Linked DNA regions of Homo sapiens: all the other regions are linked to region 1. The links are chromatin loops, found by intact Hi-C in ENCODE. Cell type or tissue: IMR-90. All regions are shown on one strand.

Region 1 (4,000 bases):
ACACAGAAATCCTCTCCTGACCAAAAGGTTCAGCTCCTGCGTGAGCCGGTCAGGAAGAAAGGGCTAGTTCTCCAGCTGAGGAAATCAAACAGCTGTTTAGCGGCAGGGAACGGCTCCCAAGGCTTCAAGACCCTGACACCTGAGGGGGATCATCTCAAAAATCCTCAGCTCGTGGAAGATTTTATTTTCCCCATTATCCAGTCCTCACTTACCCCCAACAGTCAGTCAAGAAGCCACTAACTGGAGGACAAATTGGAAGGACATAAAGCACAAACAGTTCAGAGAAGTCGGAGAGGCCAAGAGTTGTTATCAATAGAGTAGAGGTTATTCTCTTAGTGATTTTCAGAGTAAGCCCCTAAGAAGATGGGAATTTCATTTTAAACTTAATAAAGAATAGAGGACTACTGTATCCAGGGGGCTGACTGTGTTCTCTCCCTTCACAGCTCCGTGCATCCAATAGTTGGCCAGTGAACCAATGACTTTGCAGTCCCTACTGTTTGCAATGTGGAGACAGACAGGAGAGCCGGTTCCCACCCCTAGACTGCTGGGAGGGAAGACACGCACTCCAGTAACAATGCCCAGCAGATACAAAGCATATTGGCACAGTACCTGGCTATAAGAATCACTGAATAAATGATTTTATACCAAACTGATTTCAAAGGTTTTATATCAGAGTACCCAGAAATGTAAACCAGAACAAAAGTGCCAAGTTAGATGCACAATGGTTACAAGGGAAGGGAGTGCCGAGAGCAAGCTGATTGTGGGCAGGATGTGGGGGGCGGGGCAGCCAACTTTGAGTTGGAACGCTGGAGTTACAGTGTAGGGGTTCTGCCTCCCACAGAAAAAAATTCAAGGCCAGGGGAGCAGATTACCAATCTTGTGTCAGCTTTGTGGTCAGAAGGAGAAGTAGCGTTCTCTCAGTCCTGGAAGGAGGAGGCATACCAAGAATCCTTCTTAGAAGACTAGAAAAGATGTGGGCTCGTATTTTATCGTGAGGGCCAGGAAGATGGCAAATGGAGCCTACCAAGGACCAAAGTTTGCTTGGTTTCATCTAGTGTCTAACTGGATCAAATAAATCTAGTGCTAATAAATAACAGCTACATCATTACAATGGAACAATCCTGAGACAGGCCAATGTCTTTCTCCCCATTTCTCAGATGAGGAAACTGAGGCACAGAGAAGCTATGTGACTCGCCCATGTTTACATCATTTGTAAGTGGAGCCGGGATTCAAACCTGGCCCTATAGATTCAGAGCCTGTGCCCTTAACCACATGGCTTTCCCACCTGTGGTAAACTAGAGAGTTCTGCATGCCCAGACCACTCAGAGAAAGAGGCACCTCCTCTATGTGCCATGCTATGTAGTGATCCACAGCAAAGCGTAGGGGAAAGAATTGGAGGGATAGGCAGGGAAGGTCGGGAAATGGATTCCTTCTCTGCAACCAGTCATGGAAGGAGCATTTCAGGTTGATGTCCGCGATTTTCAGGAAGAAAAGAGTACCTTCCTTCCAGGTCACTGCAGTTCCCAAAAAAATCCTCGCTCTTGCCCAGCTGCCGGGGCAAGCCCTTTTGGCGAGCTGCGGATAGGGTTGAGGCACCACCTAGTGGCTTAAACTGAAAATACTCCCAAATGAATGTCCCTGGTGAAAGGAGGCAAGAGGGGAAATCGTGATCGCCCAAGGCAGGAAAAGGGAATCGAAAGCAAAAACTACTCATGCTCAAAGCCTCCTTTCTGCATTCCCCTCTAGCCTACAGCTACGCATCATTAAAAGATGTCCTTTTTATGCCAGCCTGGTCAAGAACTATTATGTTGTTGTTCGGGTTTTTTTGTTTTTGTTTGTTTGTTTTGTTTTGAGACGGAGTTTCGCTCTTGTTGCCAAGGCTGGAGTGCAATGGCCCGATCTGGGCTCACTGCAACCTCCGCCTCCCGGGTTCAAGCGATTCTCCTGCCTCAGCTTCCCGAGTAGCTGGGACTATAGGCTCGTGCCACCACATCTGACCAATGTTTGTATTTTTAGTAGAGACGGGGTTTCGCCATGTTGGCCAGGGGTCTCGAACTCCCGACCTCAGGTGATCCGCCCACCTCAGCCTTTCAAAGTGCTGAGATTACAGGCGTCAGCCACCGCGCCCGGCCAGGGTCAAGAACTTTTATGTGAGGGAGGTTAGTAGGTCAGGTCAATGGATTTCAACACCCCCAAAAGAACTGTAGTCTAGATTAGGCATGTGAATAAGGAGAGTTAGGGAAAGGAGGGCAGATAGGAGATTCAGTCTGAGGGGAGAGGTTTAAATACAGCTTCTAGAACTCTGAGCAATGTTCATACATTGGTGTCAGGTGCAGATGAGGCTGTCAACTGGTGAAGTCAATTCAGGATGGTTGATAAGAAGGGTTTGTGCCAGGGTCCAACCTCAGGAAACTAGGCAGCTGATTGGGCTCCCTCACTCCACCTCTAGAAACCTGGGGAGATGGGGAAATTTCAAGCATTCAAAGGATCAGACAGGAGAGGTGGAAAACAGACAAAATCAGATTCAGGAAGTGGCCAAGTTTAGTGTCAATTTATGCCAGGTTGAATGATGGTCAGTCTGTACAGATTTGGTCCCAAGTCTGTTCAGGTTAGCAGCGTGCAAGGTGTGATGGAACCCTTGACCCTGCAGGCATTGATATTCTGTTATGTTTTCTAAGAATGATACTCTAGATGTTTCTCTCTGCCCCTGGGCTTTGTTACATCTGCTCTCCAGGCACCCCAGCCCCAGCAACCCCTCAGTATTCAGACCAAGGCAGAGGATGGCATTTCTTCTATTTGACCATCAAGGACTTGCCCTTCGGGCATATCAGGACTGACACTGCAACTCACTCCTTCACCTTTCCTTTAGCCTCTGTAACTCAGCTCCCTAAAGTTTCAGGCTCCCCTGCCCCGTTCTCTCTTTTCTATTTTGACTCACCTTTATTTTCACTTTTTAATGTTGACTCTATCCTTGAGTGAAGTGTGACTTCACCTTTTGTTCTAAGCTGAGCTCAGGGCTCAGTCTCACTAGCGGTCAGATGGTTTTGCTGGTCAGAGTCGTGTCAGGAGCCTCTCCACTTGATCTCAGATTCCTGCCACAGCTGCCAGACTGCTGTTTCTCCTTATTGCAAAAGCTCAGGCCATTGAAGAGCTCCCTAAACTTATGTAGGCTAAAGGGATCTCCCTTGGGTCTTTATTTATTTATCATACAGAACTGATCATCCCCAGGGATCAATGAATGAATGAGCCTTCCTATGTCTATATTAGTGATGTATTTATGTCATAACATACTTAACATAGTCGTGTTTCCAATTGTATATGCCTGAAAGGCTAAACTGCTGTAACAGGCCCTGAGTTACAGTGTCTTCAAAATAAAGTTTATTTATCTCTCATGTTACAGTTCAGAAAAATATCAAGCTATTTTTCTGGACTCAGTCATTCAGTGACTCTTCCATTTTATTTCCTCACCACCTTTCAGAGAATTTCCCTATGTTCAGTAAATATTTGAGCACTTACTATTTAAAAGGTTCTGGGTCACATTTTACAGGAGATAGGTAGTTCAGCCTTCTCAGAACTCAAGATCTAATGGGAACACAAAGCAAGTAAAGGAATAAGTACAGTTGAGAGAAGAAAAACAAATACAATAGAGAGATCTGCAGGGATCAAATGAGGAAGGAATCACCTTCAGTTCAGGGACAACAGGAAAGTCTTCACAGAGGACATGTGTATAAGATAAGATTTGAAGGATAAATAAAATTTTAGTAAACAACAGAAGAAAATGTTACCAGTGGAGAAAACAGTATGAACCAAAGTTTGAGGATTAAAATATATATAGAAATGCTCCTAAATGTCCATCAATGATAAATTGGATAAAGAAAATGTGGTACATTGGTTTCACCGTGTTGGCCAGGATGGTCTCGATCTCTTGGCCTCACGGTCCGCCCACCTTGGCCTTCCAAGGTGCTGGGATTGCAGGCATGAGCCACTGTGCCTGGCCTTC
Region 2 (4,000 bases), 1.0 Mb before region 1:
TACCTAGTGAGGGAGGGAGCCTTCTTCCTAAGGGTTACATTTGCTTTATGCTGCTTTGGCAAGAGCGCATCTGGAACAATGCATACAGTTTGGGTCCCCACCTTTCAAAAGAGACATTAAGAGATTAGAAAGCATTTAGCAAAAGAACACAGTAGGAAGCTGAATGGGCAGGCTGACTACTTGCTCAGCACATTGCAACATCAGGGCGCTCTTGTCAGCCTGGATTATGTAGGGCCTGTTATTGTCAAACTGTCTGCCTAATCTTTAACCTCTTTTTTTTTCCAGTCCACCTTTGAAACTCCACGATTAGAATGTGGAAATAAGAATAACTTTAAACCTTCCTTTTAAATAGATGCTAGACTTCAAATAGTGCAGCAACTCTACACAAGCTAACTAGTCTCTTTCAATAATAAGACCTATTATTTAGAATAGTAGGTCTTGTCTTAAAGCCATAAAAATCAGAACTTCATGTCATTCAGTAATGTGTTCTACCAGATTTTATATTTTATGTGAAGTTCTCTTTTGATTAACCGAGGCATTGTTAAAGTTATTTTCAGGTAGCAACCAGACTAATGGATCCAAAATACTTTATAGTGCCTACTCTGAAATCAATAGTTGCTATGTTTTTGAATAAGCAAATTCTCAGTACCTGCCTACTAAAAGACTGGATAGGTTAAGACAAACAAACCATGAAAACTACCTCCTCTGCAGACACGTTGGCATTGCCGGAATTAAAGAGGTCAATTTCAGCCCTACTCTCTCTGGTCTGTCTTCCTCAGCTGACTCACCTGCCATTCTCCGATATATCCCTTAGAGATAAAACAAAGTCAGAATTAACTTGACAAAGAAACTGCTAAACTGGCCAAACGTATCCATGAGTCAGTTCCCTGACTGGGGAGAATACTGGTTACAGTATTTTCTAACCTTGTGGGTAAAACAATTAGAAATGCAGTTACTAGCAATCTCTATCTTACGAATGAGTTATGAACCAAAAGGGCAGCTGTGGTGGGCTGTTTCCCATGGAAACCACGTCATGAAGAGTGATTTTGTTTCTAGGCAGTTTAACCCATAATGAAAAGCTGAGTCTTTGCAGTAAAATACAGTAGAAACTCCAAATTTGTCAAAGATTGTAATAAAGGAACATAGAAACAATGACATTTATTAATGGTTTTATAATTCTTCTTTAATACTTGAGCTTGATGTTAACCTGGCCAGAAATAATTCGATGGTTCAATAGTACCTGAAATTTAAGAACATTTTAAAGGGAATTCTAACTATTTTCAAAGACTTTGAAGGTTAGTCTGGCTGGCACTTTATTGTATGACATGCCATTTCAGGCTGAGTAATTCCAGCACTTTGGGAGGCCGAGGCAGAGATCACCTGAGGTCGGGAGTTCGAAACCAGCCTGACCAACATAGAGAAATCCTGTCTCTACTAAAAATAAGAAAATTAACCGCGCATGGTGGCGCATGCCTGTAATCACAGCTACTCAGGAGGCTGAGGTAGGAGAATCGCTTGAACCTGGGAGTTGGAGGTTACGGTGAGCCAAGATCGGGCCATTACACTCCAGCCTGGGCAAGAAGAGCAAAACTCCCGTCTCAAAAAAAAAAAAAAAAAAAAAGAAATGTCATTTCAAAATGTATAGCTGTAGTTTTTCCATAGTCACTAGTAATATTATTCTCACTGTGATTAACTAGTAGTACTATTTATGTAGATTTAGACTCATAAAGGAGCAGAGAGAGCAAAGGAAGAGAATTATTTTTCATGAAAATAATGAGAAAATTTAGGAGAGCATGAGAAAGGAGGATTTGGGAGTAAAGTTAATAGATGAAAGGCACAAGAGAGGGAATAGAACTGAAGGAGAAAACTGCATGTATGAGTTTCCCTAACAGGGAAAGAAAGGTGAAGAGACGTCAGAAATTTCCAAGCTTTGCCACCAGGTGGCGGCATGAGATTAGATGACAGTATTTTAGCTGAAGGCAGCAGCAACTGAAGGGTAGTGAGGGTGAGATACATAAAAATCACATGAGCTGGATATTCACAACACAGGAGGCTCAGGATTTGTGAAGCGGTAAGCCATGGGTTAGAATATATATCAAGTTATAGCAAGAATATATATTAAATTATGTGTTAGAATATATAATAAGGGACGCAAACCTAGTTGAACTTATTTTTTAAGATGTTGTCTCCCTCTGTCACCCAGGCTGGAGTGCAATGGCGCCGTCTTGGCTCACTGCAACCTCTGCCTCCAGGATTCCAGCGATTCCTGTCTCAGCTTCCCAGGTAGCTGGGATTACAGACACATGCCACCACATCCGGCTAATTTTGTGTGTGTGTGTGTGTGTGTGTGTGTGTGTGTGTGTGTGTGTGTGTGTGTGTTTTCAGTAGAGTTAAGGTTTCCCCATGTTGGCTAGGCTGCTCTCAAACTCCTGACTTAGGTAATCCGCCCGCCTTGGCCTCCCAAAGTTCTGGGATTACAGGTATGAGCCACTGCGCCCGGCCTAGTTTAACACTTTAAAGAATCTATTTATCTAGTACAGGCCATGGCTCACACCTGTAATCCCAGCACTTTGGCAGGCTGAGGCCAGGGGTTGATCACCTGAGGTCAGGAGTTTGAGACCAGCCTGGCCAACATGGGGAAACGCCATCTCTACTAAAAATACAAAAATTACCCGAGCGTGGTGGCCTGCACCTGTAGTCCCAGCTACTCTGGAGGCTGAGACAGGAATCGCTTGAACCCTGGAGGCAGAGGCTGCAGTGAGCCAAGATCATGCCACTCACATTCCAGCCTGGGCAAGAGAGCAAGACTTCATCTAAAAAAAAAAATCTGTCTAGTTTAGTATATTAACATTTTTCTTTTAGACAGGGTTTTGCTCTGTCCTCCAAACTGGAGTGCAGTGACATGATCATGGTTTACTGAAGCCTCAACATCCCAGGCACAAGCAATCCTCCCACCTTAGCCTCTCGAGAAGCTGGGACCACATGTGTGCTTCACTACACCTGGCTAATTTTTCTTTCTTTTTTTTTTTTTTTTTTGGTTGGGGAGGGTGGGACATGAGGTCTCACTATGTTGCCCAGGCTGGTCTTGATCTCCTGGGCTCAAGCAATCCTCCTGGGATTACAAGCATGAGCTGCTGCACTCAGCCAACAGTTTTTTTTTTAAAAGTAAAGACATACAAATGGCAGCAGATATATGAAAAGGTGCTCAACATCATTGAGCATCAGAGAAATGCAAACCAAAACTGCAATGAGATAATCATCTTACCCCAGTTAAGATGGCTTTTATCCTATTAAGACAGGTAATAACAAATGCTGGTGAGGATGTGAAGAAAAGGGAACCTTTGTACACTGTTGGTGAGACTGTAAATTAGTACAACCACTATAGAGAACAGTATGGAGCTACCATATGATCCAGCAACCCCACTACTGTGTATATACCCCCCAAAAAGAAAATCATTATATCAAAAAGATACCTGCACTCCCATATTAACTGCAACACTACTCACAATAGCCAAGATTTGGAAGCAACCTAAGTGTCCATCAACAGATGAATGGATAAAGAAAATGTGGTACTTGCATACAATGGAGTACTATTCAGCCATAAAGAATAATGAGATCCTGTCATTTGCAACTACATGGATGGAACTGGAGATGGCTAATGTTAAGTTAAATAAGCCAAGCACAGAAGGACAAAAATTGTATGTTCTCACTGATTTGTGGGATCTAAAAATAAAAATAATTAAACTCATGGAGATAGAGAGTAAAAGGATGGTTACCAGAGGGTAAGAAGGGTAGTGGGGAAGCAGGAGGTTGGGAGGTGAGAATTGTTAATGGGTAAAAAAAAAAAAAAAAAAAGTAGAAAGAATGAATAAGACCTAGTATTTGACAGCACAAGGTGACTATAATCAATAATAATTTAATTGTACATTTAAAAATAACTAAAAGGGTATAATTAGATTATTTGTAACACAAAGGAGAAAAGCTTGAGGGGATGGATACC
Region 3 (4,000 bases), 770 kb before region 1:
GGTGCATGCCTGTAGTCCCCGCTACTTAGGAGGCTGAGGTGGGAGGATCACCAGGGCCTGGGAGGTGGAGGTTAACAGTGAGCTGAAATCATGCCAGTGCACTCCAGCCTGGGTGACAGAGCCAGACCCTGTCTTAAAAAAAAAAAAAAAAAAAAGAAGGAAAATAAACACAAAATAAAATTAGTAGTAATTCTGCAAAAAAAAAAGGAAATTAGTCATTCTTAAAATGACAAATATTTATTAATTCCAAATTTACACCCTGCTTTCTTTCTGTATTCTTCTTCATTTTCATTTTGTAATCTTTTTAGACTATTTTGAAAAGTAGGTAAATTCGACATGTGTACTTACATACTTTGCATAACTAAGTTGAAGAGACCCCTGTATGAATATTGTCACCAAATCTGTAGCTGTGACATGACCATTACCTGACAGTGTAGCAGTGATTGTAAGATTCCATTGATTTTAAGATGCTTCTTGATTTCCAGAGATGGTAAAAATTTGAGAAAAAATATGCTCTTATAATTGATGACTTAAGTCTATGTATTTATTCCAGATTTCTTCTTTTAAAGGCTTTAAAAAGTGTAGCTTTCTTTTATAGTCTGTGTGGTTTTAATTATCTAGGAATTGATTAATCATTTTCTTGGCCTTGCTAATAACCTCAGTTCTCCACCATTGTGCCTTCTGATTGTTTCCTTGCTTGTCAGCTCTTTGACCAAAAAGTAGTGGTCTGGTGAAACAGTTAATAGATAATAGGAACCAAAGGCTAAAATGAAGCTTTGGTACACCAAGTTTATTGTATTCATATTTACCTTTTGTTATTCTCTAGTTGATAGGGTTGGTTATATCTGTTTTGACATAAAGGAAATTTAAAAGGTTAATAAGTTCCCTGACTGCTTTGGGTAAGAAAATATAAAGACTATCTTAAACAACTGCATTGCCTTGTGAATATATATACGTAATACTAAACCATACCTTCCCCCTTTTCCATACAGATCACGGTTGGGCTGCCAAATCTGTTTGACAAAATCTATGGACAATATGACTGTTCGAGTGCCTGAAACAGTGGCTGATGCCAGACAATCCATTGATGTGGGCAAGACCTCCTGAACTAGAACAAATAGGAATATTTTCATGGAATTTTACCTATTTTTATAATTATTATTTCTTAAAGTGATTAAATGAGAACATGGATGAGTGGACTTCATATTATGACTAGCTTTACTATTTTAATTCACCTTGCATAACTACTGAATTTTGTCATTCTTGAAAGTATGCAATTTTTATTTTGGTTATATTACAAAAATGTCAATCAAATATTAAAAAATAGTTAATGTGATAGAAAAACCTTACATATTTTTTTCTTATGTTTGTTTAGCGACTTTAGCAAAATGTTTTCATATAATCTCATCTGTTTACCTAGAAGATAGGTTAAGGAAATATATTATTATTCCTGTTTGATGTGGGTGAAGGCAGAGATCTAACCTGGCTTGTTTAGGGCCATACCACTAATTAGAAAATCTGTGCTAGAACCTGTGTCTTATTCCTATAAGCTATGTGTTCAGACTGAAACTGGAGAAATTATGACTATTTTATTTATAGTAGTAGTTAAATCTGAATGTGTATGGACAAAAATATTTAATTGCTCAGTAAACTGCTTAACTTCAAAGATAGTTATTGACCTTATAAATAAATATTTCAAAATTTTGATTCGGAAGACTAAGTCTGGACGTAGACATTATAATGCTATCAAAGAAGTTTGATCTCTGTTTTGACTAAACTAGAGGAAAAATGATTGGATGTGTTTATTCTTTTCTAAGCAGAATGGTTTAACTTTGTACTCTTTGAAAAATAATGCTGATTTATAAATCTCTGCCTATAACAGAATGGAAACCTTATGAATGAATTGTGTTTCTCTGTCCTGAGCTGGAGAAGGGAATGAGCAGGCTGACACGTTGCACAGCCCCAGGTGGCGCCATTCTCTCACGCAAGGATGGGGCTGCAGGGTGAGCAGCGTGGGCTGCAGTGTGTCAGTCCCAGGAGTGAGGGAGTGGCAAGCACCACAGATTACCACGTATGTGTGGAAGACATTCGTACTCTTATCTTTACTATAAATAAATTCATAAAAGTTAACAAAGGGGTACACAGTATGGTCTTTGGAAATATAATAAAACATCAACTAACTTGGACTAATTGTGAGGAAGAGCAGAACAAATTAGTAGAAAGAGGTTATAAGACAATTGAGTTAGCTTCATGTGTATTATTGCAGCTTGATCATTTATATAAATATTTGTCTAGTACAATGCTTGACATACAGCATTGTGTTATGCCCATTGGGGACACAGAGGTGAACAAGACAAGGAATGCCATCAGGGAATTCACCTTTTATTAGGAAAATATAAAATATGTATGTATGTGCAGATAATTTGCTTGAACTAAACTGACTAGTTCTGCTAAATAAGATTTTAAACTAATTCATATGTAAAAAGTGATTAGGAAGAACTTGAAGTATCATTTGATGCTTAATAACTATTGAGTAGTTTTTTTTTTTTTTTTTTGGTGGGGGGAGCGGGGGACAGGGTCTTACTCTGTCACTCAGGCCAGAGTACAATAGTATGATCTCGGCTCACTGCAACTTCTGCCTCCCAGTTTCAAGGGATTCTCGTGCCTCAGCCTCCCAGGTAGCTGGTACTACAGGCACGGACCACCACGCCTGGCTAATTTTTGTATTTTTTCTAGGGACAGGGTTTTACCACGTTGCCCAGGCTGGTCTTGAACTTTTGAGCTCGAGTGATCCACCCACCTCAGCCTCCCAAAATGCTGGGATTACAGATGTGAGCCACCGTGCTTGGCCATAACTATTGAATGCTTTCTATGTGGAGAGTGCTTGTCTTAATTTTCTGTTGCTATAATAGAATAACACAGACTGGGTAATTTATAAAGAAAAGAGATTTATTTGGATCATGGTTCTGGAGGCTGGGAGGTCCAAGAGCATGGTACCAGCATCTGCTTGGCATCTGGTGACAGCTTTCTTGCTGCATCATTACATGGTGGAAGGGCAAGAGAATGCGAGTGAGAGCAAGAGGGCAAAATGATTATCCTTTTATCAGGAGCCCACTTCTGACATAACTAACCCACACCTGAGATAACGGCATTAATCCATTCATGAGGTCTCTGCTCTTAAAGGAGATCACCTCTTAAAGGACCCACCTTTCAATGCCATTACACTGGCAATTTAATTTCAAGATGAGTTTTGGAGGGGACATTCAAACCATAGCAGTGCTATAATTTTAAAGTACTTCAAAGCCAATTTATTCTCTTAATTAGCTTCATTATTCTTGTCTTTGTGTGTGGATTACCTAAACTCTCCTTCCAGAGCTACTTTAATGATTATATTCAACCAAAGCACTCTAAAATTTAGAGTATAAATTGTCTTATATTTCAAATTAGAAAAGTTCAAATGAAGTTTAATTGTGTTATTTTATAAAACCTTCTAAAATTATTAAATGGAGGATATAATCTATAATTGGTTTGTATAAAGGTGATTTTTCAGTTTGAAAAAATCCTTCTGTATTTGATATATGTGTGTTGTAGGTAAATGTGTTGGTTTATCTATTGCTGCAAAACAAATTACCCCAAAACTTAGTAGCTTAAAACAAGAATCTTGTATTATTTCAGACAGTTCCTGTGAGTCAAGAATTTAGAGTACGGAGCAGGGATAGCTTGTCTCTGCTCCACAATGTATTAGGTCTTAAGCTAGATGACTCAAAGGCCAGGTTCTGGAATCATCTTCAGGCATATTCTTCATATGACTGGTGTCTGCTGTTGGCATCAGCTGGGGGGTCTAGGAGAAGATACTGGCTGGAACACCCACACGTGGCTTCTCTGTGTGGCCTGGACTTCCTCACAACCTGGCGCCTGGGTTCCAAGGGCAGGCATCCTCAGAAGAGCATGCATGCCAGGCAGAACTGGATCCTCTTTATGAGCTAGTTGTGGAAGTGAC
Region 4 (4,000 bases), 520 kb before region 1:
TGTCACCTGCATCCCTCTCCCAGCTTTGACAGGGAACACGCGCTGCCCCCACGCCCACACCGACACCCGGATCCCTATCCAGCCCGGCCAGAGTCCCAGGGGCCAGGGACCAGTGCAGGGAGAAGGTCCCCCACCTCAGCCCTCAGGACCCCCAACCACAGCCCACCCGCCCCCACCCTGCTCGGTTCTAGGCCCAGCCGAACCTACATGTCCCCGTAGTGTCGAGCGTTATCATCCACAGTCGCCCCTCAAACTGTGACCCCCACCTGGGAGACCCGGAATCATCCAGGACCCTGGTGTGGGGGGCAGTACTCCCCATATCTGCCCCCCGAAAACTGCTATGGAGCAGCCGCGCCTCGGCGGGCAGGTGAGGGGGCCGAGCCCACCAGCGCCGCAGCCCCGCTGCCTACCTTCTTCAGCGCCGGCTGCCGCTCCCGGGCAGACATCGCCGGCCCTGACTTTGGGGCTGACACCGCCAAAGGGCAGTCAGTGCTCGCCCAGGCCACTTCGGGAGGCCCAGGGGCACGGCGAGGGGTCGGGGAAAGGCGATCGCCCACTACAGCCCGCGCGCCTAGACTGAGGGAGGAGCCGGGCTGCAGAACCGGCGGCGGATGGAGACGGGAGGGAGGCTGCGAGGTCGCTCGAGGAGAGACTAAGGCTCTAGAAACGGAGAAGCGGGCGCTCTGCGGGAGGCGGCGGCGCTGCCGCTGGCCGTCAAGGGCGGGAAGTGTTCTGGGACTCTCATTAGGGGCCGCGAGCCTCGAGCGTCAAATTCCCGCGGCGTCCGCCTAGCGCGCTGCTGTGGCGGGCGCGGAGGGCGCGCGCCGGCAGTGGGGGCTGCGGCGGCGGAGGGCACGGGCCCCCGCTCAGCGTCCTCACCTTCTTGGTGCAGCTGCCTCCCGCGAGCCGAGACACTCCTGTCAGGGAAGAGGAGCGCCCCGGCTGTCCCCCTAGAGTCTCCTGCTGGGGGGACATCGCTTCCATGAAGAAAATCTTCAAACAAATCCCAGCCCAGGAGGAGGCTACACGATCATGTCCGCGGGCTGCCGGCCGGAGGGGCGAGGACGCGCGGGCGGAGGCGCGGCTGCCGTGCTCAGGCAGGGAGCCGAGCTCCGGGTGCTCGCCGCGCGCCTCCCGTCGGGGCCATGTACCTCCGCCTGCGCTCGACACCGCGGGCTGGAGGCGAGTGCAGCGGCGACAGCCCGTCAGCGCCGCGGCCCGCCCCGCCTCGGGCCCGCCCCCTCCGCTCCGGGCGCCCTGCGCCGGGGCCCGCCCCCGCAGCCCTCCTCAGCCCTCCTCCAGCCTGGGCCCTCCTAGCCTCGTCCCAGCCTGCGGCGCGCCTGGCGGGCGTCTCTCTATATATGTTAGCACACCGGCCACCGGCTGACCTTTTCGGTCTGTGACTCCGCGTGGGTGCAGCCCGCAGGAGCTCATCGGCCTGTGTCACGCACGGGGGCCTCTAGTGCACGGACACGCGCCTCTCCCGCCACCTGCCCACTCCCACCAGACCCCATCCCTTCCCGCGCCGTGCCCGCGGCGGAAGGCGCCCCTGCAGCGCGTGCATCCGCGGAGCGGTGGCGACCTCAGCCTGAGCAGAGGAGTTGCAGTGATTCCTGCCTCGCTTTCAGCGGACTGCGGAGGGAATCCCCCACCCCACCCCACTGGGGATAGGGTGGCACGTCGCAGAGTGTCGCAGCTGTACAAATTTGGAAGCCCACAGCATCGCCTGACCTCTTGTGCAATCCCGAACGCTAGCCTGTTCGGGTAACCCTGAGTGGGCTTCTGCAGCCGGTCATGTCAGCGGCCCCTGCACATTTGCACCCGCGGTTTCCGCTGTCTGCAGGCTGCAGAGACGGGGGCATTCCAAACGTGAAAGAGCAATGAAGGAAAATGCAGACAGAGCGAGGACGCCGAAATTTGGCTAAGCTATTGAGAAGGCTACAATATGTGGAAGTGTTTATCAGATATCTGCGCCGAGAGCATAACTTCCTGTCAGCCCAAATAGAGGCAAAAATATTTTAAAGGCCAAAGAATAATCAGAGGGAGAGGATTTGGAGCTGACCCGCGTTGAGCTGAGTGTTGCTGCACTTTGCGGGGCTGGTTGACTGGTACGGATGATTCGGTAGATGGCATTCTTCCCTTGGAGTCAGGACTAGAGAAGCAGTGGCGGATTAGTGAGGAAGGACACCACGCTATGATATTAGGTTGTGGAAGGGGTTTGGTTTGCTTTTGTGGTAAGAAGAAAAAAATCGAGGTTCCTGCCAGGTTAGGCTGTTATTAGGACAGGTTGTAGAAGAATAGGGCTCTGGCCGGCTCTGTTCCAAGGAAGGGATGCTGTCCAACACACACTCGCGCGCGCACACATCACCACCATGCCCAGGAATGGTTTATTGTGGAAATAATAGGGGGAAAATGTTCCAGCCCGTTTTAAGCCTTGTCCACCTCACACTGTTTAAAGTAGGCTTACATAGGCTTTATAAATCACACACACGTATAAATCACACACACGTATAAATCACATGTATGATTTGTAAATCATCTATTATTGTGTTTATGTATGTGTGCATATACACACACAGTTTTTCATGGCTACTCTCTTTTTGCAGCTGAGACCCATGTGCAGCGACAGGACTTTGCCCCCACCATAGAGTTTGTCATGAATTCTACACGCAGAGGGCTTTGCAGTTCCTTTCATTCCTTGCTGAAATCATCCACTTACAACTCGTTAGCCTCTTTTGGTTCCTATCATAAATGCACGCTCCCAATTTTCCTTACTCTGTTTTATTTCGATAACACTTATCTCCTTCTAATATATCATGTAATTTACTTAGTATGTTTAGTGTTTATTATCTATATCTCAGAGAAATGCAAGCTTCCAGAGGGCAGGAATCTTTTGTGGGCTTTTGTTGTTGTTGTTGTTATTGTTGTTCTTTGTCGTATACCAAGTGCTTGAAGCAGTGTCTGGTGCAATAAATGTTCGTTTGCTAAGGGAATTAATGAGGCATACAAGGGTTATGAGATAGATCTTAGAAGGGCCAGACTGGTAGAGTTGGTTGTTTCACTCAGAGTGTCCCATGTTTCTGTTTGTGATCTTCTTTTTTGCACAGGTTTGATCTGTGATCAATACTACATGTTCCAAATCAAAGTAGTATTTTACTGCAGATTTGGAAAACTCACTCTTACTTCTTAATTTTTAAGTGCTTTTACTTCAAAACCCATTAGTTTTGGTTTGCATAGAAAACTGTCCCATACCTAAAGAAAACTGACTTTGCTCAGATTAATGCTATCACCAGAATCGTGTTTTAAGAACACAAATTTGATCACATCACTCCCCTGATTAAACCCTTCTTTGGCTCCTTGTGTTTACAGAATAAATTTCAAATGCCATAGTATGATATGCAAGACTGCCTATAAACAGACATCCTTGCCTCCACTTATTTCTCTTGTCATTTATTGCTCCTCTTCAACTCTCACCCTATTCCCTGTCACATTGAATTCGCCAAGAAGTCACCTTCCAAGAACTCGCCTTGCCTTCTCACATCTTTGTGACTTTGAACCTGCTGTTTGCATTGCGTGGGAAGTTTTCCTTCTATATTTCCAACCCCTATTACTTTACACTTAAATATCTAATACTTGGTGCATAGTAAATGCCCAGTAAATATTTGTTGAGGAAATAAATCTCCCAGATTTGAATCAATAATTACCTTAGAAAAATCTTCCTGACTTTATTTCTCCTTATCTAGCTACCTCCACACACCAACCATACACATGGGGCATCCACTGTAGGTAACATTTATTGATTGCTTACTTAATGCCAGTGAGTACCTGTGGGTAACAGGTAACATTTATTGAGTGCTTACTTAATGCCAGACACTGTTCTAAGCATTTTACACACATTAATTTAGTTATATCTTTATAATCTATGAGGTAGCTTCTTTTACTACCCCATTTTATAGATGAGAAAACCAAGCCACAAGGATATTAAGTAATATGCTCAAAC
Region 5 (4,000 bases), 230 kb before region 1:
CAGGCAAAATGAAAGGTAGGCTAAAAGCTTCAAGTTGTTTCCTAAAAGAAGAAGAAAAACGATGTAACTCTCTGCTCCTCTCCCCCCACACAACTGCAAAGGGTTAGCTTAGGACCATGAGTGAAACTTCCACACTTCCTTAATTTCACACATTATGCATAGTTACTATTAGCACATGTGCTTCCAATCACCCCCATCTTACAAACAGTGCAAATGTGGGTGCTAAGAGAATTGAACCTGCCAAACATATTTGACATCACAATGCCCTTGGAAAAGCTATCCGCTAAACCCGGATATATATGTACATCTCAGCAGTTCTATTTTATTAAACTCACAACATTTCCACCCAATTTAAACTCACTGTGATAGCACACGTCGTGACGGATTTGGGTGGTGGTTTCCTTTCCAGTTGGCTCTAAGAATAATGTATTAAGCCAGACCACAATCAGATGCCAAGCCCATGATTAGCTTTCTCTCTCCACTTGGGTCGCTTTTGTTTTTTGAGCAGATATGCAGTGCTGGATACAGCCATTTGTGGGTGGGCTGAGGATGGGCTCTGTTAAAAGAGATGTGATAATGGCTGTGAAAATCCATTTTAAGTGCTGCAACCCTTGTTGCTTTAAATGTTATCTGTGAATTTCCTGCTAAGGGTTGCATTTCTGTAATAGTGATTGCAAACTGGTGGCCCCTGGGCCAAATATGGCTCACAGATGTGTTTTATTTGGCCAGCTCAGTGTTATAAAAGCATCTGAATTTGTGGCCAATATTTACATATTAAGAGATGCTACACAAAAATCTAGATTTCGGTCTTCTCATGAGAAACTCGATGTGACCACATTGGGCCCACTTTTCCATGTGGCAACAATTGGCTGGGGCTGAGTTGCAGCTGGCTCTTTGAGACAGAGTATGTACCATCTGGTTAGCATAATATCTATCCAGCTCACTTCTCCCATTTAGGTAACTTGCTGCATCTCTGTGAGTGTTTAGATTTTCAACACTGGTTTATCAAGATCAAGAGATCAAAGATCAAGAGATCTTAATTATCTAAGCTTCTGGTTAGACCAAGTAAGAAAATGCATGATGAGAAAAGAAAAAGTATGATAAGTCTTAGTCTAGGTTTCTTCAAAAGTAGACCTTGAAAGAAGGATTCAAGTGCAAGTAGTTTATTTGGGAAGTGAACCCAGGAAACACTGGCAGGGAAACCCAGTAGAGCTGGAGAAGAGAAGGCAACCATAAAGAATGTAATGTGAAGCAAGTAACTGCCGTAGTCACCTGAAGCTTCATCCTCCTAGAGGATTGTAGGAGATACTGTAAAGTAGGAGCCTCAGAGTCACCCCAGCAAGGGGCAAGAAAGTAGGAAAATTCATTTGCCATTTCCATCAGGTATTGGTTGATGGCTCTCCGAAGTAGCAAATCAGCATTTCTAGTCTTCCATGGCTGTGCACAGATTGTCTCTAGAAGTCAGAGAAAGCTCTCAGGCAAACGTGCCCCAAATTGTAAATTAGTGCTATAAGCACTGAAATGTAAGACCCAGGGGGATATGTGAAGGGTACCAGCAGTACCAGCCACAACATGCTTCCAAGGAAGGGTGCAATGATGATTTTGTCCCAGAGAATAGAAAGGAAGCACTTGGTATTTGCTGACCAGCAACACAAACTTTCTCTCCCTCATGATAACTGCTCATCCTCTGGAGCAAGTCCTAAAGTCCCCCAAATAGGCCTTCACTTCCTGCTGCTCACTTCTAGTTCCTGAGTAAAAGGATGTATCATCCAAACTGTCCAAAGCAAAAGAATCGTAAGGATACTAAGAGTGTCTTTTGAAGTTGACAATGGGCCTTCGTCCCCTTATTCTTGGCTTGTATTTCTTTATTCCAAAGCAAGGACATTTCAGCACTTTCCATAGTGAGCCAATGATCAGAATCCAGATGTGAGTAGGCTGCCTTCATTTTCTGATTGCTAACAATGGTGAGTCATATGAGGATTGGATGTGACTCAAACATGAGCCCAGTGCATGTGAATGCTTCAGTCATGCCAATGTTTCCTTTGGTGAGAATCCCTCCTAATGTCCAAGCATAGCGATATGTTTATAGTAATTGTTTTTCACTAGAATAGCAGAAAATTATGTTATGTAACTATTTACATTGATTTTCAATTACTAATTGATCCAATCCTGCTGCTATGACAACTGGCGGCACTCAGTTACCCGATGAAAACTGACTATAATCTCGTAAAGAATAAGGGCAATATTGCCAGCACTTACAATCTGCATGTAGACAGTAGGTTCTTGATGAGTCCCATTACTCATTCTTTGCTGTTTGGCACATCATAAGTGCTTAAGAATTGTATATTTGCTCCACATTTCTCTTCCTCCCTTTCTCTCCTCCCTTTTTGCCTCAGTTTATCATTAGAGGTGGAATCGGGGGTTCATAAAAGAACATTCTAGATCATGATATGTAGAAACAAGTTAAATGGGGTGGGAAACTACTAATTCCTTGAACATTAGGTGTCTAAGAAGGGATTTTTTTTTTTTTTTTTTTTTAGGTCCAGTATGTTTTCCTGATCAGGGAAAGACTCTAAATGGCAACAAGCTGGGCTAGACATAATGCCACTTCAAGCCCTGGGTAGCCATAATATTCGATATTGACCCTTGGCTTATGGAATTTTTTGTCAAGTTGATTTTCTCTTTGGGGAAACCTTCTTAATGTGATTTTATTAGGGTTAAACTGTAATAGCACAGAAAATTATTAAATACATAGCAATTATATTCAGATTCAGGTACTCAAGAGAAACTGTACAAAGTCAATCCACATTGATGACATTGTTGATTATTATTTTGTACAATTGTTCAAGAAGAGTGTGCCCATTCAGAATTGAGCCAAATAAAACAGTTGACCCTTGAACAACATACGGGTTATGGGCACTGGCCCACCAGACAGCTGAAAATCCACATATAACTTTTGACTTAACTACTACTAATTTAACTACTACTTAAATACTGCTAGCCTTCTTTTGACCAAGAGCCTTGTTGACAACATAAACAGTAGGTTAACCCATATTTAGTAGGTAGCATATCATATGTACCTACTGTCTCAAGGTGTCTTGAGACACCCTTGCTGTCTCAAGGGTGGCAGAGATGGAGGAAAATCCATGTATTGGACCTGTGTGTTCAGTCCATGTAGTTCACGGGTCAACTACAGAACATTGATTCTCAAGTGGCATGGAAGATGTGAGTGTCAGTAAAGCTGTGGGCAGGGGAACTATAGTGAGAAAACATGCCAGAATCACCTGCATAACTTTTTCAAACTACAAGTCTGCTCACAGCCTGGTGCCTGATTCAGGGAGTTCTGGTCTGGTATGTCACTGAGCAACAACCTCTGGAATAAGGATGCTGTGCATGCCTAAAGAAAGCATAGGTTCTTCTCTCTGCTTATCCCAGGGTGGAGGGGCCTCCTGTTGGCAAGAAGTGCCCTGGACATAACAGGACTGCCTTCCCAATGGGGGTATCATGTATTGCTCAGGAAGGCACAGAGCCAGTAGCCTCAATGAAGGGCAAGCCCCTCTTTGTGCAGACCCCACTGGTTATGACTCTGAGGCTCACAGAAAGTTCCACTCACTGAAACCCCACCAGAAACAATCAGTCCCAATATAGTGTGAAAGAAGAGCTTCACTTAAAAACCATCATTAAAACTTTCACTCCCACTATCACTATGTTGTTAGCACCCTCAATTAAAGCAGAGATTTCCCTCCTGGAAATCACTATGAGTCTGTTACAATCACTAGGTCCCTGATACAATGAAAATATTTTCCTTGAAAGAGGCAACATTCATCCAGAATTACCATTGGACCTATATTTCATATGAGGGATATTGCTTATAACCTCTCATTGAGTACTATGCATCCGTTATAATAATTCTTGAAAACCACTATAGGATGTTGATATTCTTATTCCTTTCTGCAGATAAGGAAACCTAGGTTCCATTAAGGTTCAGAAACTTGCCTCC
Region 6 (4,000 bases), 670 kb before region 1:
TATTTCATTTCATGAACATACAATTTATTTATCTGTTTTCCTGTTAACAAATGTTTGGATTGTCTAAAGTTTTTGGCCATTGTGAATAGAAGCTATAATGAATCTCTGTGTGCAAGTCTTTGTGTGGACATATGGTTTTCACTCCCGTTAGGTAAGTATCTAGAGTAAATGCATGAACCTTAGAAGAAATTTTCAAACAGTTTTTCAAAGTGGCTATGCCATTTTACACTCTTCTGCCCCAGCCCACACCTGTCCCCAATAATGTATGTTCCAGTTGCCCTACATCTTTGGATGATGTCTTCTAAGTTTTATCCACTCTAGTGGGTATGGAGTGCTATCTTATTGTGGTTTTCATTTGCATATTCTTATAACTAATGATGTTAAGCATTTCTCAAGTATTTTATGGGTCATTTGTAAATCTCCTTTGGTGAAGTGTCTTTTCAGATCTTTGTCCAATTTATAACTTGGATTTTTTTTTTGTCTTTTCTTGATTTGTAAGATTTTTTTATGTATTCTGGATTTGTTAGATATGTGCTGTGTGTGTATGTAGCAGTGTGTGGCCTGTGGCCTATTTCATCTTCTTAATGGTATAATTTGATAAGGAGACGTGTTTAATTTTGTTTATATCAATTTATCAGTTTTTGTCTTTTATGGTTAGTGCTGGCTGATCTAATTTTCGTATGAGAGACTCTTCTTAGCTGTGAGAGACAGGAGTTCTGAGATACCAGAAAATTACCTGGAATAGTTGGGAGTGGAAGGGGCTGGTAGAACCTTCACCTTTTGAGGTCACAGCAGCCTTGCAGCTTGGTACTTGGAGAAGGCACAAGGTTAGTGAGTAATCAGGAGACCTAAACTCAAGGCCTGGCTCAGCCATTTACTACTTGAGTGACCAGTTTATTCATCTGTAAGATGGGGAGTTGTCGTTGAGCTTACCCAGCCCATATCACAATGGGCTTTGAAAAAACTGAAAGCCAAAAGGTGCTCAACAAGTGATCATGAGTATTATAATACTATAACCCCCATTATATTATAACCACCATTACATTATAACTACCATTATATTATAACCACCATTATATTGTAATATAATAACCACCACTCTTATTATCATCCACCCTACAGTGGTCCATTGTCTTGTTTGTGGTATCTAATTCCTGCTTCCCTGTTTCTTACTCCAGAACATTTCATGTTCAAAAGCATTTTTCTTGGGGAACAGGTGGGAAGGAAAGACTGCAAAACTTGAATCCATTTTTTGTCACTTGTTTGTATTTCCAGAAAAAACAACCTTGAGGTGTTTTAGTCCTATGGTGCGTGTGCTGGGCGCTGAGCTGTGCAGTGGGAGCCTCACATGAGAATCTGAGAGGTTCACAATGGATGGGGACACAGAATGAGCCCCCGAGCAGGCTGCCACGGGTGTCTAGCCTTGTGACCTCTCATGGCTGCTTTTGTGATTTTTGTTCCCCCTCTACATCCCCAATTTTTAACATACCTTTCACCAAAAAACTCATGTGATTGTAGGTAGTTTATTTTGTCAGGAGTCAGACCTTACTTTCCCACATGTTAACATGGATTCATGAATTACATACAACCAAAAGTAACTGCCATTAACCTGTGCAGTTTTATAATTGGCTTTTTAAAAATGTCGAAAATGTTATGGGTATCCTGCTCCTACCTCTGAGAAACCCGAGCAGTCTGAGACCTTGGAAGGACGGTCCCTGCTCACTGCAGTCCACGTCTTTGAGAAGAGCTACAAGAGGGCAATCTTTTTCTTTTTCCTTGCTTTAAAGTACAGTCCCTCTTAAGAGCAGAGGGGGCAGGCAGGGAGTCTCTTTATGATGCAGATTGCCGATTTGTGATGGGAATGATCTAAAGTTTTTGATAGGTGGAAAACATCCGCTCCCATGGTACCCAGCTGAGTTTAGGCCTAGAAGTGTTAAGCTGGACCATACAGGCTGCCCCTCCTCCAGCCAGACATGGGGGTTCAGCCTGATAGCCCAGGGCTCCTTGTTATTGCCCTACAGAGGAGTGTTCAAAACATAAAAGTGGTCTGAGAAAGGCAGCAATCTTGTTTTCTCATGTCTCCTTAGTTTATGGAGAAGCCAAAAAACTCCATAACAAATATTCAAATCCAGACCCTGTCTCCACCCTGAGATGGGTCCCCAGAGCCTGAGTGAGATGCGATATAATCTGGAGAGGGAGGAGATGAGGGCAGGATGAAGTGGCGTGGGAGGCGGGGTGGAAAGTGTAAGGTCCTTGCCTGGCTGTGGTATCAGCAGTGAGTCCAGCAAGCAAAGGGTGTTAAGGGAATGAACTTGATCCTTGAGGCCTCAAAGCAGGAGTGGTCTCTGTTCTCTGTGTATATCTGAGAGAGGAGTTGGGAGGTGAGGAGGCAGCAAAGATAAGAGGCCAGTGGCTGGGTGTCGTATTACAAAGCTGAGAGGAAGAAGCGAAGAAACGAAGAGCTCTCTCAAGAAAGATCAGAGAAAGCTGTGATTATGCAATATGCCCACTGCAGACAGACAGGCGGCACTGGCCCTTCATCTTTCTTAACCTCAGATTCCGAGAGAGCCTTTGTAGCCTGGTCAGTCACACACAGGCATGGGCTGGGCTGGGCTGGGGTGAACGTCAAAGCCCTGGCAGGTCTCACTCTGGATAAGAGGGTAAACCTGGGGAAAACCGAAGACATTTCCAGGTTAGGGAACTGATGCTCAGCCACAAGCCTGGTTATCAGTTTCCCACATTTAGCCCCCTTCAAGTTGCCCCCACCCTCCCAACCAAGTACCCCAGGCCTCTAAAGCTCCAGCACTGCAGATGGTAGCGTGTGCAGTGCCCCAACCTGCCACACACTTGGCAGGCCCCACCCAGACACGTGCCAACTTGAGCTTGGTAAAGAGTGAAACCGCAATCCATCCGGCAGTTGTTTTGTCTGCATGACACCAAACCAACCAGTTATTTACACTGGTGCCACACGGTAAGGAGAGCTATTTTGACTCAAACCAGCTCCTTGGACATTGTGGAGCCTGCGCTTGGTACCACATGGAAGGAAGGTAAAGACGTGTCAGAGACTTCCTCAGATTCAGGCTGAGTCAAACATCACTGCCCTGACTGAAACTGGGCACTGTTTTGGGTTGCCCCAATCTTAAGGCTCAAGCATTTTTGTTCACTGCCACAGCTCTGAGTATATGTATGGCCTCTGTGGGTGTCCCTGGGTGCCAGGAGTTACACAGAGCAGAAGGAACACCGCGCTGTGCTTGCAACTGAGAGGATTAGAAACCAAAGCAGCACAGACACAGATCCTCACCTAAGACAGCACTTGGCATTGGAGAAGGGTTGCAGGGAAGTGGGTCTCTGGGTCATAACCTGGACGTGGCTTATCCCCAGGGTGGGTTCTCAGTAAATGTCAAATCACCAGCTTCTTGCGTGGGCAAATGCCAGGAATAAATGTGGACCATGGAGAAGGCACGAGAAACATCCTGCCACTTCCTAACTGTGGAACCTTTGCTAGATGTGGCCTCTCCTGTGGTCATCTGAGGTTGGTCTGCTGATTTCTGAGGTCATGTCAAATGGCTCAGATTCTAGATAATAGACTTAATCTTTTGACAAAACCTGGAGGCAATGGAAGGGAAAGAGCTCCACAAAATACCTAAGATGTCTGATTAATTTTCCCTCACCCATGCACACCCATAGAGGGCTTTAGACTTTTGGACAGTTTTCCCATTCATCACGTTGCCTTTGAATGCTCTTGCCCTAGATATCCACAGAGCCAGCTGCCTGTCTCAGCGAGGCTTCTCTGGATACCTGCCCCCACATTTTACCAGCTCCATCTGCTCCTGCCACTTCCATCTCCCTTCCTGGTTTTATTTCTCTACTTAGCACTTACTATAATTTGATATACAAAATATTTTCTCATTTGTCACATTCATTGTCTGCTTTCCCCACTAGAGTGCAAACTCCATGAAGGTGGGGAGGTTTCCTTGTGCACTGCTTGTTCACTGCTGTA
Region 7 (4,000 bases), 470 kb before region 1:
TGGGAGTCTCTGCTTGGAGTCCACTCAATAAAGAAGAGATGCAAAATCCCAGAAATCAGTCCCAGGAATGGGCTCTTCTCCCTGATCTCATGTAGTGCTTCTGTATCTGCAACAGATACTGATAGTGCACACCTGTACCACTGCCACCAAAGCAACAAGCCTGTGGGGTGTGGGTGTGTGTGTATGTGTGTTTTCAGGCAGAACAAGTAATGCTATGGACTTGTTCTAGAACCATTTTTCTGTAGACTGTTCATGGCACTCACCTTAGGAAGTTAATACTTCTAAGTGATGCCTAGGCAAACTGCCAGTTGTTTTTGCTTATCATTAATATGTGCTTCTGATTTGGTTACCATGGTTACAGGAAACTTCAGCGATGGCTTTCATTCAAATCAGCCATCCTGTCTTTCATCCATGGTGAATGTTGTACTCTGACCCAGCATTCCAGTCTGGTCCCATCCAAGCAAGGAGCCACATCCCTATGTGTTGTTATAGTTTTCAAGGGTAGTAAATTGTGTAAGGGAGCCCTATATTTTTTTAAAATTATGGCGTACTTTTATAATTAAGTGAAATGCTACCTCTTAAAAATAAAGCAGGATATTTATTCCTAATGGGAGCCTCAAACCCACTTCTGGGAGGGGCCATTAACCTCCAGTGGTGAGGACTTTACCCCCAAGGGGAAAATTAATTTTCTTTGCATTTTTCCTCCAAAGCAATCAGAATTCATCAGAACTACTCTCCTTCATCACTACATAGTGGGGGATACTAAATATTATGATTGGTCTCAACTTTGTTTATTATTACCAAAGGCAGAATCACCACCAACCCATGAAATTACTTCCCATTTTAGCAGGATGACCTTTAGAACTGCCAGCCCTCAAAAAAGTGCCTGGGGAATCCTTAGCTCATTCTTCTGATGTGATGCCTAGCTGCCTCTGCCTGTGATACATGAGGCATTCACAGAAGGCACCAGCTAAGATGCTGCAAGCTTGAAAACAGGCATGTGCTTCCTGGGTCTATAATCAGCTCCCCATGGGCTTTCCTTCACCATGGCTTCTCCCCTTCAGCACGTGCTACTCGTGGAGGTTGTTGGTAGGGCCTTTAAATATACTTTTCCAACTCAAAGCTGCCCTTGCCATACATTTTTCAGTTTCATCTGCATACAAGTATTGGGCAGGGTAGGTGAGGGATCCACTTACAATGATTGGTCTTGGGCCCCACCACCAGGTTTTGATCACAATAAGAAAATGCTCTTTCTCATTATATATCTTATTTTGGTACATCACTCTTTGCAGTGGCTTCATTTTGTGCTATCTGGAGGGGACCACGGATAATTATTTTACTTTGAATTTTTAAAATAGGAACCCCTTATTCGGCTCCCCTAAAACTCAGGCAGCAGGCAGCTCTGGCAGTCCCCCAGAGCAAATAATGACTTGGTATTTCAATATTCATTCTGAGCATTGTCTATTCCCCTGGGAGGTCAGGCACATGGCCCTCTAGAAATCAAATAGCAATAAAATCCAGTTTGAGCTGGTCAAAGTTAAGACATTTCGGGGAATGTGGGATTGTTTTTTCTACAGGCATAAATCTGACCACACCACTGTCTGTAGCTTCTTCTCAAGGACAACAAGTAAAGTTGCTATATTCAGGAATGAATCTGACTTGGGCAAAAGGGCTCAAATTAACTAGTTCCTTGCTTGCCAACCAAATATTTCCCAGAGCCAAAGTCACAGTGAGGATGTCTAATGAGGAAAGAAGAGGTAACAATTCTTATTTGCCTGCAGCCTGATTTCAGCTGGGAAAAGTTTAATTTAGTGCTTGTGTGGGCGGGCATGTGCAAATTTGCAGAATAACTTGCATTAACTGTTTATTTACTTGTCCTTTGGAATTTGGCATGCAGCCTGGCAGCCAGTCACTGGCCAACACAGCAAAAGTGGGGAGTAAGGAAAGTTTATTTTAGACAACCCTGCTGCCTCTTTCTGCTCCTTTCCACATCTGTGGCATTCCCTCCCCCAGGTGTCCTGAGCTATTATGTTCTCTCTCTCTCTCTCTCTCTCTTGCTGTCTTGCTCTCTATCTCTCAGATTTGCTCTGGAAAATATGAATAAGTCATTTGTTCTAAGTTATGAGACATCATCCCAAGGGAACAATAACATCTTTTTTATTCAGCAGTATTAGAAAATGAGGTATTCTACAAAAATAAAATTTCTAGATCAATAAAAATGATAATTTTAAGTGCCAATTAAAAAATTAATTGGCTTGGATAGACACATTTAAAAATGCATTATTTGTATTACTGTCTTCCTTCACAGAGTGCTAAAAATTATAATGAACCAATTATGTAGCATTTGGCACATTACAAAGTGCTTTCATATACATTTTCTCATTGATTTTTCACAAATTTAAAAGGAAATGTATTAATTCGTTTTCACGCTGCTGATAAAGACACACCTGAGACTGGGTAATTTATAAAGAAATAAAGAGGTTTAATGGACGTTCCACGTGGCTGGGGAGACCTCACAATCACGGCAGAAAGCAAAAGGTATGTCTTACATGGTGGCAGACAAGAGAGAATGAGAACCAAGTGAAAGGAGAAACCCCTTATAAAATCATCAGCTCTCGTGAGACTTATCCACTATCATGAGAATAGTATGGGAGGAACCACCCGCATGATTCAGTTATCTCCTACAACATGTGGGAATTATGGGAGCTACAATTCAAGATGAGATTTGGGTGGGGACACAGCCAAATCATATCAGGAAGATACTGGGTTCATGTTTGTGGTGTGGGAATTATTGTCTCAAGTATGAGTTGCTATGCTGTAATTCATGCTGTGCTGTAATACAATGATGTCATATGTGTCTATTCAGGGTGTACAATATTTGCCCCTTTCTCAGGTCCCAATTTGCTTGTTATGCTTTCTGGTCCTTGTGGCTGCTACCTCTGTAGGATCAACTCCTATTTCTCATTGCAGGAGATCTTATATCCAGCAGCTTAGACCATCCAGTTTGGTTTCATATATATATGCCTCCTTCAATTAACTGCTTCTAACTTCATGCAGGCTGGGAAATCAGATGAATTAGTTTATTATAATAGTGTCTTCAAATAAGACCAAAGAAGCTATCCATTTATTTCAGATTGGCCCTCACACTGACTTAATTTCCAAAATACAAAGGTTTAATATTTTCCTGTCTGACCACATTTTCTCAGGCCATGACCCTGTTTCGACCTCGTGTCGGTGATGCTCATGATGCCACAATTATGATTCTCAAATTTCTTTACTTCTGAGAAAACTCAACTATTAGCTTTCTCTGATTCTGTTCCCAGCCTGCTGAATGTTCCTCAGGAAGATCAGAAAACCATGTTGAATAGTACATTATAACTTAAAGATTTGCGAAAGCAGTGTATTATTTATAGAAAATATAGAAGGTGAATTTTGACATGGTCCCTTTCCCAATAAAGGAAATAAATCACCAAGTCACCTATAATCCCCATACTCCAACCCAAGCTCTGTTGGGAGGTTTGGCCTATTTCCCTTCAGTTCTGTTTCTATGTGCATACATGCACATGCATGTGTGTGTCTGTGTGTGCATTTAGATAATACTTTCAATTTTTTCTTCTTGTTTTTTACTTTTTTATGTCATTGGCATGTTCCCTTGTCATTGTATGTTTTTTATACCTATTATATTTAATGATTACATTATAATTTGTCAAGTAGTTGTATCACACATATTTTTATGATAATTATGTCTCTATTATCATATATGTAGCTTTTTTATTTTTTATGGTTTGTGATATTATAAATAACTGCAGAAAACTTTTATATTTAGGACATTTTCTCTAATTAGGATTGTTTCCTAAACTCCTTAACGTTGAAATTACTGGATCAAATGGCAAGAACATTTTAAAAACTTTAAGTCTTTAGAATCTTAAGCCTTTTCTTCTTCACTTACATTTTTATCTTTTCCTATTAAATATGCTACTAATTGAACATTATCTTGTGT

The links. A loop is a pair of places that touch in the nucleus more often than their neighbours do. Peaks named below come from ENCODE experiments on the same cell type or tissue, not always from the same donor. Only the 100,000 strongest peaks of a DNase experiment are listed, where the experiment ranks them.
Region 2: a loop joins it to region 1, with 5 times the contacts of the local background. A loop is called at or near these places in 31 of 110 quality-filtered maps.
Region 3: it touches region 1 in a loop (9-fold over the local background); 57 of 110 quality-filtered maps call a loop at or near these places.
Region 4: it touches region 1 in a loop (8-fold over the local background); 43 of 110 quality-filtered maps call a loop at or near these places.
Region 5: a loop joins it to region 1, with 2.5 times the contacts of the local background. A loop is called at or near these places in 4 of 110 quality-filtered maps.
Region 6: a loop joins it to region 1, with 2.8 times the contacts of the local background. A loop is called at or near these places in 3 of 110 quality-filtered maps.
Region 7: a loop joins it to region 1, with 4 times the contacts of the local background. A loop is called at or near these places in 3 of 110 quality-filtered maps.

The regions. Positions count from the first base shown.
Region 1 is chr11:111,228,976-111,232,975 of GRCh38, forward strand. No RefSeq gene overlaps it. Among named protein-coding and RNA genes, the nearest start is that of POU2AF2, 15 kb to the right of the region's middle. In IMR-90, a CTCF peak has its summit at 1,600 (motif pointing left); a DNase peak (open chromatin) is centred at 1,646; H3K4me3 peaks cover 203 bases; H3K27ac peaks cover 1,027 bases.
Region 2 is chr11:110,199,578-110,203,577 of GRCh38, forward strand. It overlaps a transcript of RDX not described here. Among named protein-coding and RNA genes, the nearest start is that of RDX, 95 kb to the right of the region's middle. RefSeq lists a silencer at 687-981. In IMR-90, a CTCF peak has its summit at 1,931 (motif pointing right); DNase peaks (open chromatin) are centred at 894 and 1,964.
Region 3 is chr11:110,461,362-110,465,361 of GRCh38, forward strand. It overlaps FDX1 (ferredoxin 1), which reads left to right. Exons shown (of 4, transcript NM_004109.5): 4 at 993-3,523. The coding sequence ends at 1,107. Among named protein-coding and RNA genes, the nearest start is that of FDX1, 33 kb to the left of the region's middle. In IMR-90, a CTCF peak has its summit at 1,963 (motif pointing right); a DNase peak (open chromatin) is centred at 1,990.
Region 4 is chr11:110,711,248-110,715,247 of GRCh38, forward strand. ARHGAP20 (Rho GTPase activating protein 20) reads right to left here and starts at 1,190. Exons shown (of 15, transcript NM_001384657.1): 1 at 880-1,190. The coding sequence starts at 984. RefSeq lists enhancers at 1-54, 1,037-1,538 and silencers at 1,062-1,121, 1,142-1,301. In IMR-90, a CTCF peak has its summit at 2,124; a DNase peak (open chromatin) is centred at 1,174; H3K4me3 peaks cover 2,346 bases; H3K27ac peaks cover 2,156 bases.
Region 5 is chr11:111,000,462-111,004,461 of GRCh38, forward strand. LOC105369489 (a long non-coding RNA gene) reads right to left here. Exons shown (of 3, transcript XR_948009.2): 3 at 367-556. Among named protein-coding and RNA genes, the nearest start is that of LINC02550, 95 kb to the right of the region's middle. In IMR-90, no CTCF peak of the experiment used is centred here; a DNase peak (open chromatin) is centred at 1,990; H3K27ac peaks cover 216 bases.
Region 6 is chr11:110,563,002-110,567,001 of GRCh38, forward strand. No RefSeq gene overlaps it. Among named protein-coding and RNA genes, the nearest start is that of FDX1, 140 kb to the left of the region's middle. RefSeq lists an enhancer at 1,589-2,440. In IMR-90, no CTCF peak of the experiment used is centred here; a DNase peak (open chromatin) is centred at 2,450.
Region 7 is chr11:110,761,846-110,765,845 of GRCh38, forward strand. No RefSeq gene overlaps it. Among named protein-coding and RNA genes, the nearest start is that of ARHGAP20, 51 kb to the left of the region's middle. In IMR-90, no CTCF peak of the experiment used is centred here; a DNase peak (open chromatin) is centred at 1,896; H3K27ac peaks cover 1,475 bases.